2 separate regions of the Homo sapiens genome follow, and region 1 is linked to region 2. A link is a loop called in an ENCODE intact Hi-C map of the cell type or tissue named here. Cell type or tissue: heart right ventricle. All regions are shown on one strand. Each heading gives the region's core, and the rest is flanking DNA. Links, peaks and the distances in the headings are about the cores only. Region 1 overlaps KIF6 (kinesin family member 6). Region 2 overlaps KIF6 (kinesin family member 6).

Region 1 (4,397 bases), core at 198-4,197, 53 kb after region 2:
TCACTCTTGTTGCCCAGGCTGGAGTACAATGGCGCGATCTCAGCTCACCGCAACCTCTGCCTCCCAGGTTCAAGCGATTCTCCTGCCTCAGCCTCCCAAGTAGTTGGGATTACAGGCATGCGCCACCATGCCCAGCTAATTTTGTATTTTTAGTAGAGACAGGATTTCTCCATGTTGGTCAGGCTGGCCTTGAACTCCTGACCTCAGATGATCCACCCACCTGGGCCTCCCAAAGTGCTGGGATTACAGGCGTGAGCCACAGCACCCGGTCAAAAAAAAAGGTGCACATTTTTCAATCACTTACTGGGCTTAAAAGACTTCTACATCCCAGGCATTCACAAAAAAGCAAAAGAAAAGAAAAAAAGGATAATACAAAATCAATTTAGGTAAAAAAAAAATAAGGTTTTGCTAACTTTTCTGAACATGTGCGACAAAACCTTTTAAGAGCTCTGAGGTTTACACTTTTTCCCTACAGGTTTTCCAATTTAATGGATGATCTAGGAAGACTTACTTCCATGTTTATCCAGTGGCTTTGAGTCCTCTAAATCCCCTGCTGCTAACCTGAGGATATCAAATTTAGGAAGCGGGGCCCAATGTCATTAGAAAGAGACTAAATGTTGTATAATATTTAATACTGCTCTGTCTGCTTCTCCTGACAGAGCAGTATGCAGTAGATTTTTAGAATGATATTTCTCAAACTTGGTTAGAATGAAAAAGAAAGCAATATGCTTTGGGGTTTTGGAGGCAGGGGGCTGTTTTTTGTTTTTGCAAGTTTTATTTATCTGAAAAACTTCATTTCCTACCACAACAGGATAAATGATTCTACTTGATATACAGGTCAAAAATGAAATAGAGAGCAGGCTTAGAACACTAGATATATTTGTCTCTAACTTGACTTCTAGCTTTATTTTCCCCTCTTTTGAGGAGCTTCATTGATTAATTTGGTAACATGAGTATGGTAGAAAACTCAGGACACATCTTTTTCAATGAATAATTTTCTCTGTAAAAATTCATTTGAGTTTTGATCTGGGACCATGATTCTGACCATGACAATACCACCTACTTCTGTTCTTTATTTGGTCTCTGGAAAATCCGATCCCCGAAAATAAAATAGATGTGTACTTCCTCAGAGGCTTCCTGTTATTTCCATGTGACTGTGTAGAAAAATTAATATCTGAAAATAGGTAACAACTGGGGAGAGGATCTCTGACAGGGAAATGTTTAAAGGGACAGTTATTTTTAAGAGTTTGAAACATTTAAAATCTTTGGTTATCTGTAAGTCATGATATATGACTAACTGCTAAATAGGGAAAACAATTCATGAAGATACCTATTTGAGGTCTCTTCATCAAACAGCTAATCTTCATCCACAGGGCTATTTGAAATATCAAGTAGAGTCCCCACTCACATTATTTTCCTAGGTCCCTGACAATATTTGTTAGGATTGTCTTCAGTCGTAGGTAGCCTCTATTCAGGGGTTAACATATTTATTCTCAAATCAAATTTTCTTCTTAGTTGAGAGGTCTGTTTAATTGCAGGTATGCAGTAACTAAGGTAACTGGCACATAGTAAGTGTTCAATAAATCTTCCTTCTTTACTTGCATGAACGAAGGACATCTTATAAACCTTGTATTTCACATCAGAATGCCAGACTCAAATATTTCCATGGGGGTAATAAGTGATCACAAAAAAACATAATAAATGGGCTAGACTGCCAGCTTCTCCTGTGAAGGAGCTGTGGTCTGAAGCTTCTCCTCCACCTCTTTCAGAGGAACTCTGGGTATGTGGCAGGCTACATAAATACTCAGTGAGAACTGTGTGTGGTAACGCTGTGATTTGTGAATTGTGACATAACATGCTTATCTCTGGATAAGTGGCAAGCCTCATACGATGGTTCCAACTCTAATTTGCAGTTGAACTGCCTTGCAGTGGGCCTACTGCCTGTGGCATAATCACCAGGGTGGTCGTCCAGACATATTGATTACTCATTTATTCCTGTATGGATTTAGGACGATTGCTATGACTTCAGATTATTACAAAAACAATTATATGATGGTCCTGTTGCTGAAGGTGAGCATAATGTTCTTTCTCTTGCATTTCTCAATGCTAGAATTCCTTTACTTAAACTAATTTTGCAATGAGTTAAGAAACAAATGTTGGAAGGAGCTTCATTTGGGAATTTGGAAGCCCTGAGTCAAAGTCTTGGCTCCTTTATATGAATTGTGTGACCTTGGGCAAGTCACTCAACCTTTCTAAGCCTGGTTCCTTCCTGCCCACAAAATGGGGAGTGGGTGGAGATGGAAATAATTACCCTCCCTGCCTCATATGGGTGTTCTGGGGAGGAAGTGACACAATGAACACAGATGTATTAAATCGACTGTTAAATGCTGAACATATGTCAAAGTTGTTTCTTGTTGACCTGCCATTTTAAAACACACGCAAACATACAAGCACCAAACATAACAACAGAAAAGAACCAGTGATGGAAAGTTTGCAAGTATGCTTATTTTAAACAGCTTATCTTCATCAACAGGGCTATTTGAAATAACAAGTAGAGTCCCCATTCACATTATTTTCCTAGGTCCCTGACAATATTTGTTAGGATTGTCTTCAGTCATACAGAATCTGAAATCAGGATTCTAACCTGACATTTCAATTTCTACCTTCTCATTCTTCTTTGCCTGTCCCCTTTTCTGCATACCTGCAGAAAAGTGTGGGCTGTTGCTCCTGACTCAGTCCCAGGCTTCATGTGATTTTATATTCTGAGCTCAGTTCAGCTTGAACAGCCTTCCCATGACTGTGGAGGTAGCTCTCATTCTCTAAGCAGCGAGAGGCGCCTTCATGAGCAGCTGGAGAGTTTTACACTTCTTTTGAGGTAGGCTTTCCTTTTGTAGCCACAGCTCAGCTTCAGCACAGCTGTTAGAAAAGTCACACCATGGAATACTATGCAGCCATAAAAAGGAACAAGATCATGTCCTTTGCAGGGACATGGATGGAGCTGGAAGCCATTATTCTTAGCAAACTAACACAGGAACAGAAAACCAAACACTGCATGTTCTCACTTATAAGTGGGAGCTGAACAAAAAGAACACATGGACACAGGGAGAGGAACAACACATACTCGGGCCTGTGGTGGGGGTGGGGAAGGAAGAGCATCAGTATAAATAGCTAATGCATGCGGGGCTTAACATCTAGGTGATGGGTTGATAGGTGCAGCAAACTACCATGGCACATGTTTACTTATGTAACAAACCTGCACATCCTGCACATGTATCCCAGAACTTAAAATTAAATTAAATTAAAAAAAAAAAAAGAAAAGTCACTTCAAGTACCAGGGCACCATGGAGATTCCTGCTGTGATCTTAACAGTTGCTCCCATCCTCCACTTAACTAGCTGTGGTTTCCCTGTGACTGGAGATGGTCTAAAACAAGCAGAGGGCAAATGTGCTCCTGAAGAATGGAATCCCACAAAGTTCATAAAACTAACAGACAATCAAGCATGCTTTGCTTGTGGCTTATGGTATTTTGATGTGAGAGCATACAGAAACAACAGAAGCGAAGAAACTCAAGCTTCTAACTCCAGCCAATGATGGCCTGCACCATCAGAAGGAGCTGGGCTCTGGGTGGACTCTAAGAAGAAATGAAGCTAGAAGTAGCCTGAGGAACCCAGTGTGAGGGTCTTATTTTATCTCTCTTCCTGATCTACTAGTTAGTTCTATGAAAACCACTTAACCATACCAGCTCCAAACCACTCTTTAAATAAACAAGAACTCATGGAAAAGAGGTGTGGGATTCTTCTTTTCCCAGTCCCTCACCTTTCTGAGGATGAATAAGGTATTTCATGTGGGATTCTCCACTTTTCAGTCTAACATAAATAATTTATTCACCCAGAATACTGTTTGTAATCTTTGAACATCTGTATGTTGCTTTTATAACTGCACTGTGAGCTTATCATATTTTATGCTTCTTGAGGGAAGGATCACATATAATTTAAGATTTATAGCTTCAATAACATCAGCATTTATTCAATCATTTACCAACTTCTTCATATAAACATTTACTGGATTTACAAATCTTGACTGAAAATCTACTTTGTAGCGAGGCATTTGGGAAGGCTCTGGGAGGGATACAGAAATGATGAAGTCAGTCCCCTCAGTTAAAGAGTTTAAAATACACTGGGCCCATAAACATATGAAAAGGTGCTCAACCTCACTCATAATATGAGAAAAGCAAATTAGAGCTGCATGAAGATTTCACCTAATAGAGCAGAAAAACTGCCAAAGTGAGAACCCCCTGTGTTGACAAGGCTACAGGGAATCAGGCAATCCCAGGTATTGTCGGTGGGTATGTAAATTAGTACAGAAAAATCCCCAAACAGGGCAATTTGGAAATCTCTG
Region 2 (4,397 bases), core at 286-4,285:
TTCATGGCCATTTGGAGGCACATCATGACCTGATTTTCACCAGGAAAATGGTTTCTGAAAGAGGCTCACAGAATATCATCTGCTTACCAATTTTACTTCTTGCTTCATTTATACTTTCTCCCAGGGCCTTGGCTTCAGAAAATCTGGAGGGGAAAAAAATGAAAATTGTAGTTTTTCTGTTCATCCTACAAGATGTTTTAAAAATAATAGATTTCTTAGAGGTCACTAAAATATGATGAAACTTTATTGAAAGACACAAAAGAAAAATCTAAATAAGTAAAATATATTAGGCTTAAAAATAGAGAGAAAATTGGTATTAATTATAGGTATTGTTAATTTTTACTCTATCCAGCACAGAATTTGTATTCTCATAGTCTCTCATTTATGACTTTTAATTTATATTATTTCATGATGCAAAGATATCAGAATAAAGCCTGGCTGTAAGGTTTCTGTGCTGTGTTCTATTGATTATGATACCAAGATCTTATAACCAAAGAATATATACTTACATAACTTTTTTCTGATTATAAAATAATATATCAGAGGTTGTAAAACTATGGCTGGTTATGAGACAAATCTGGCCTGCTGCCTGTTTCTGTAAATAAAGTTGCCCTGGAACACCGCCACTCCTATTCACTGACGCATTTTCTGTGGCTGCTTTCACGCTACAAGACAGAGTCGACTAGATGTGACAGAGACTGCGTGGCCTACAGGGCTGAAAATATTTTCTACCTCACCCTTTATAGAAGAAGTTTGCTGATTCCTGTTATATACCGTTATTAAGCCAGATTTTGAAAATACAAAAACAAGAAAAAAATTCTCAAGTACTCCTCTACCCAGAAATAAGCACATTGGATACACGTATCCACCCCGTCTTTTATAGAGCCAGTTTTTATAGGGTTGGGATCATAATACAGATATGATTTTGTGCCCCGATGTTTTTTTTTCACTTAGCATTGTAACATAAGTCCTTCCCTGTATTATGAGATGCATACCTTTGATGGCTTCATGCTAGTCTACTAGATTGCTGTGCTAATGTTTAGTGAGTGATTCCTTTATGTTTCTGGCCTATGTTTGAGACACCCACGATGAGCCAACTTTGCGCTAGAGAAGCAGACAGGACATGGCCTATGTGAGAACATGTAGTTCAGTCCCTATACATAGTGGGCCCTCATGAAATGTTAGTTGCTTTCCCTCCTCTCCTTTCTGCCATGAAGTTAAAGAGACAATTGAAAGCCTATGAAAGCAAGCACCTAATAGATAGCTGAATTAAATGGCTGTACCTTGGCGGGGCTAGTCATGCCATTAGCGTTTGACTAGGGAGTGGCCTGTCCACGAGTGAGCGGAGAGCTGTCAGGAAAGCTTCATGTACAAGGTGGGAGTGACCTGGGTTTTGTGGATCCACAGGAGTTTTTAGAAAATGTTTTATTATGAAAATTTCCAAATATACACAGGATAGTAGAATGAACCCTAACATACCCAGTATCACATTTTATTAATTGTCCAGTTTTATTTCAACTATTTCCCCTCCTCCTCCGCACTCTTCTCTTCTCACTTCCCCATCTCTAATATCCCGGCAAATCCCAGATATCCTATTGTTTCATCCTTGAACACTTTAGTTGACTGGGATTGTGTTGGAGGAAGTGAGCAGAGGAGGGCATTCCAGGCAGGGGAACAACAAAAGCAAAGGCCAGAGTGCCACGACTGCTCTGTGTTGGATGGAAAAGAAGTGTGAATTATGTCATTGCTATTTTCCAAATCTGTCTGCTTGGCCTGGGACTGTGGACAGGAGGTTTCCAGGGAAGGGGACTAAAGTTTTTCTCAATGTTAGTTTCTTGGGACTCCGCCCCTGGCTCCCTTATTAAGGCTGTTCAGGCTCATCGTAGATTATGTATGTTCTCTCCTCAGCGACGGCCTGTCACCTTCCAGGGAGAAGTACAGTTCCACTTGATGCAATTCAGACATTTACATGATGCACAGGTCACTGTGCTGGGCTCTGTGGGCTCATATGGCCTCTGCTGCTGGGCAGGCATAAGGCGACATTTGCTGCAGGCCATTTGGAAGATGAGGACCATCTTCAACTCTCCATTCTGCCAAGGGAGGGCCTATGATCATTTCATCACTGCTCTGTCCATCCCTAGTACCTAGGATTCATAGGATCTGACAGTCACACGTTGCTCAACGAGTGACTCCTCCCATTTCCTGTTCCATAGGCTTCTGGAAGCTTTAGACTCTTCGGAATAAGGAAAATACAAGAGCAAGGGTGCAAAACTGCTGAAATTCACACTGAAATTCACATCAATGCTGGAGGAAACCAGAGTACAGATAGAAAAGGAAGACAACATAAGCAGAAGAAGGACTTTCCACCGCAGTGCTGCCCAGAGAATCCCTGACAAGCCTGGGATGGAGTCCCCCAGCCTTGGCGGTGCCCAGATGTGTCTGGGGGGCCTGGCAGAGGGAGCCGCTGAGTGCTGTGGTCAACTCTCTCCAAAGAGCCGCCCTGCTCCAGAGCTGGCAGAAACTGTGTGGAAAGCCACGAGCTGTTCCTGTTTCTCTGTTGCAGCCCAGTCCTGAGCTAAAAAGGGCTTTCCCACTGGAGAGGTGTGGTCTGAGGGCTGTGCAGTCTTCATGAGACCATTTTCCCGTCACTCTGGAAGTTGTCACCACTCCAGGCCACCCCACCCACATGTGTTCCTGATCCCTGGTTGTCAAGACGAACTCTGAAAGGCCCAACCCTGAGTGTGTAGAGGGAAAGAGCAAGTGTCAAAGGAGATGGGAGAGATGAGAAGGCTAAGGACTCGGTTAGGAAAGATGCGAGAAAGAGGGTGACCCCATCAGTGCTGCCACGTTCTTCCTGGCCCACCTGCATCTCCACGCCTCTCCAGCCAGCCCCAGTCTCCCTCCCTCCTCACTTACTCCCTTTCCTCCTGCCCCTCCGTCTGAATTCTGCTCACCTAAACTTCACCAGGGGGAGTTTCCTGCCTCCTGATTATCTAAAAGGCGCATCCTCATCCATGAGATGGCTCAGGGAGCCAACTTTTGGCCAAGGGTATGCTGCACCCCTGTACGATATCCTAAGGTGCTGCTCACTGCTATGCTGATGAGGCTGCACCTTGAGGAGGGGCAGGAAGGTTGTGTAACTCAGCCAGGACCACTGATGAGCGCCCGAGGGTTTCTTTCTATTGGTGCCAAAGCATTCCTATTAGGGCGTCGTTAGTTGTGTGGCTGGCTTTGGGGAGTGTAAGATAGCTGGGTGCAGTTCCAGTGTGGATGCAGGCAGGCTGCCATGTCACCTGCACACAAAATCCTGTGCAGGGGCAGGGGCTGGGCTTGGAAGGGAGAAGGAATGCGATGCTCTGCTGTTCTTCTACTAGCCTGGCTTCCCGTAACACCCAGCCCTCCTCAACTATGGCTCCCACTGTGTGCCAGACAGGTACTTGCAGACCCTGGGGAAATGCTCTGTTATTGGCTTCCAAGGGCCCCGGCTCTTCTGTCTTTTTCCCCCTCTCTCTGGCACCTCCTTCTCAGTCTCCTTTGCTGATGTGTTCTGCAGCCTGTTCCTTGAATGTTGATAATCCACAGGATTTTGTCCTAGGCCCACTCCTCATTTTCCCTACTCCCTGTAGGCATTCCCTTTATGCCAGCATCTCCTTGGCTATCTCAACTGTCATCTCTCAAATCTCCACCTCAGCCCTGCTTTAGTTCCTGACTCAGGTATCCAACAGCCTGTTTGATACCTTGAAGATAACTAAAATCGACTGTACCCAAAAAGAACTAATCATCTGCCCTGAACACCTCCCCTGTTTTTCCTGTTGTTCCTGTCTCAATGCACAGCACCATCACTTACGGATGGCTCATGTCAGTAACCTGCACGCCACCCTTTGCCCCTCTCTCCATTAGCGCCTTCCCTCAATCCTGGAGTCTCAGCCATTCTCTATCCTCAATATCTATCAGAGCATTCCACTTAGCTCCAACTGCCTGAGAGCAGAACGCTGCCATCTCTCCCAGATTATTGCAACCACTGCTTGCTCCTTCCCCTGCAATCGCACTGCCTGTCCGCAGGCTAGTCCCCACATTTTAGCCTGAGTGATTCTTCTTAATGCAAACCTGGTCCTGTTACTCCCCTGCTCAAAACTCCTCAAGTGCTCCCCAGTGACCTCGGGAGAAAGTCCGGATTCCCTAACAGGGCGAAGTAGACTCTTCACGCTCTGGCTCCTGCTGCCTTCTCCAGCTTCTTCTCTTCCATCCCCCACAACATTCCCAGGCAGGCTTGAATCTTAGTTTCGTCAAGTGTCACACTGTCTCTCATCTTGGGGACGTCCCCTTTACTTGGAGCCTGTCTTTTCCTCTGACTAATTTCTGCCTAACCCCTTAGTTTCCACAGTGATGTCTCCTCC

The links. A loop is a pair of places that touch in the nucleus more often than their neighbours do. Peaks named below come from ENCODE experiments on the same cell type or tissue, not always from the same donor. Only the 100,000 strongest peaks of a DNase experiment are listed, where the experiment ranks them.
Region 1: it touches region 2 in a loop (2.0-fold over the local background); 1 of 110 quality-filtered maps calls a loop at or near these places.

Annotation. Positions count from the first base shown.
Region 1 is chr6:39,472,915-39,477,311 of GRCh38, forward strand. The region is part of intron 13 of KIF6 (kinesin family member 6); the gene reads right to left. Among named protein-coding and RNA genes, the nearest start is that of KCNK16, 150 kb to the left of the region's middle. In heart right ventricle, for the core only: no CTCF peak of the experiment used is centred there; no DNase peak of the experiment used is centred there.
Region 2 is chr6:39,419,861-39,424,257 of GRCh38, forward strand. It overlaps KIF6 (kinesin family member 6), which reads right to left. Exons shown (of 23, transcript NM_145027.6): 15 at 88-143. Among named protein-coding and RNA genes, the nearest start is that of KCNK16, 99 kb to the left of the region's middle. In heart right ventricle, for the core only: no CTCF peak of the experiment used is centred there; DNase peaks (open chromatin) are centred at 627, 1,876 and 2,641; H3K27ac peaks cover 2,315 bases.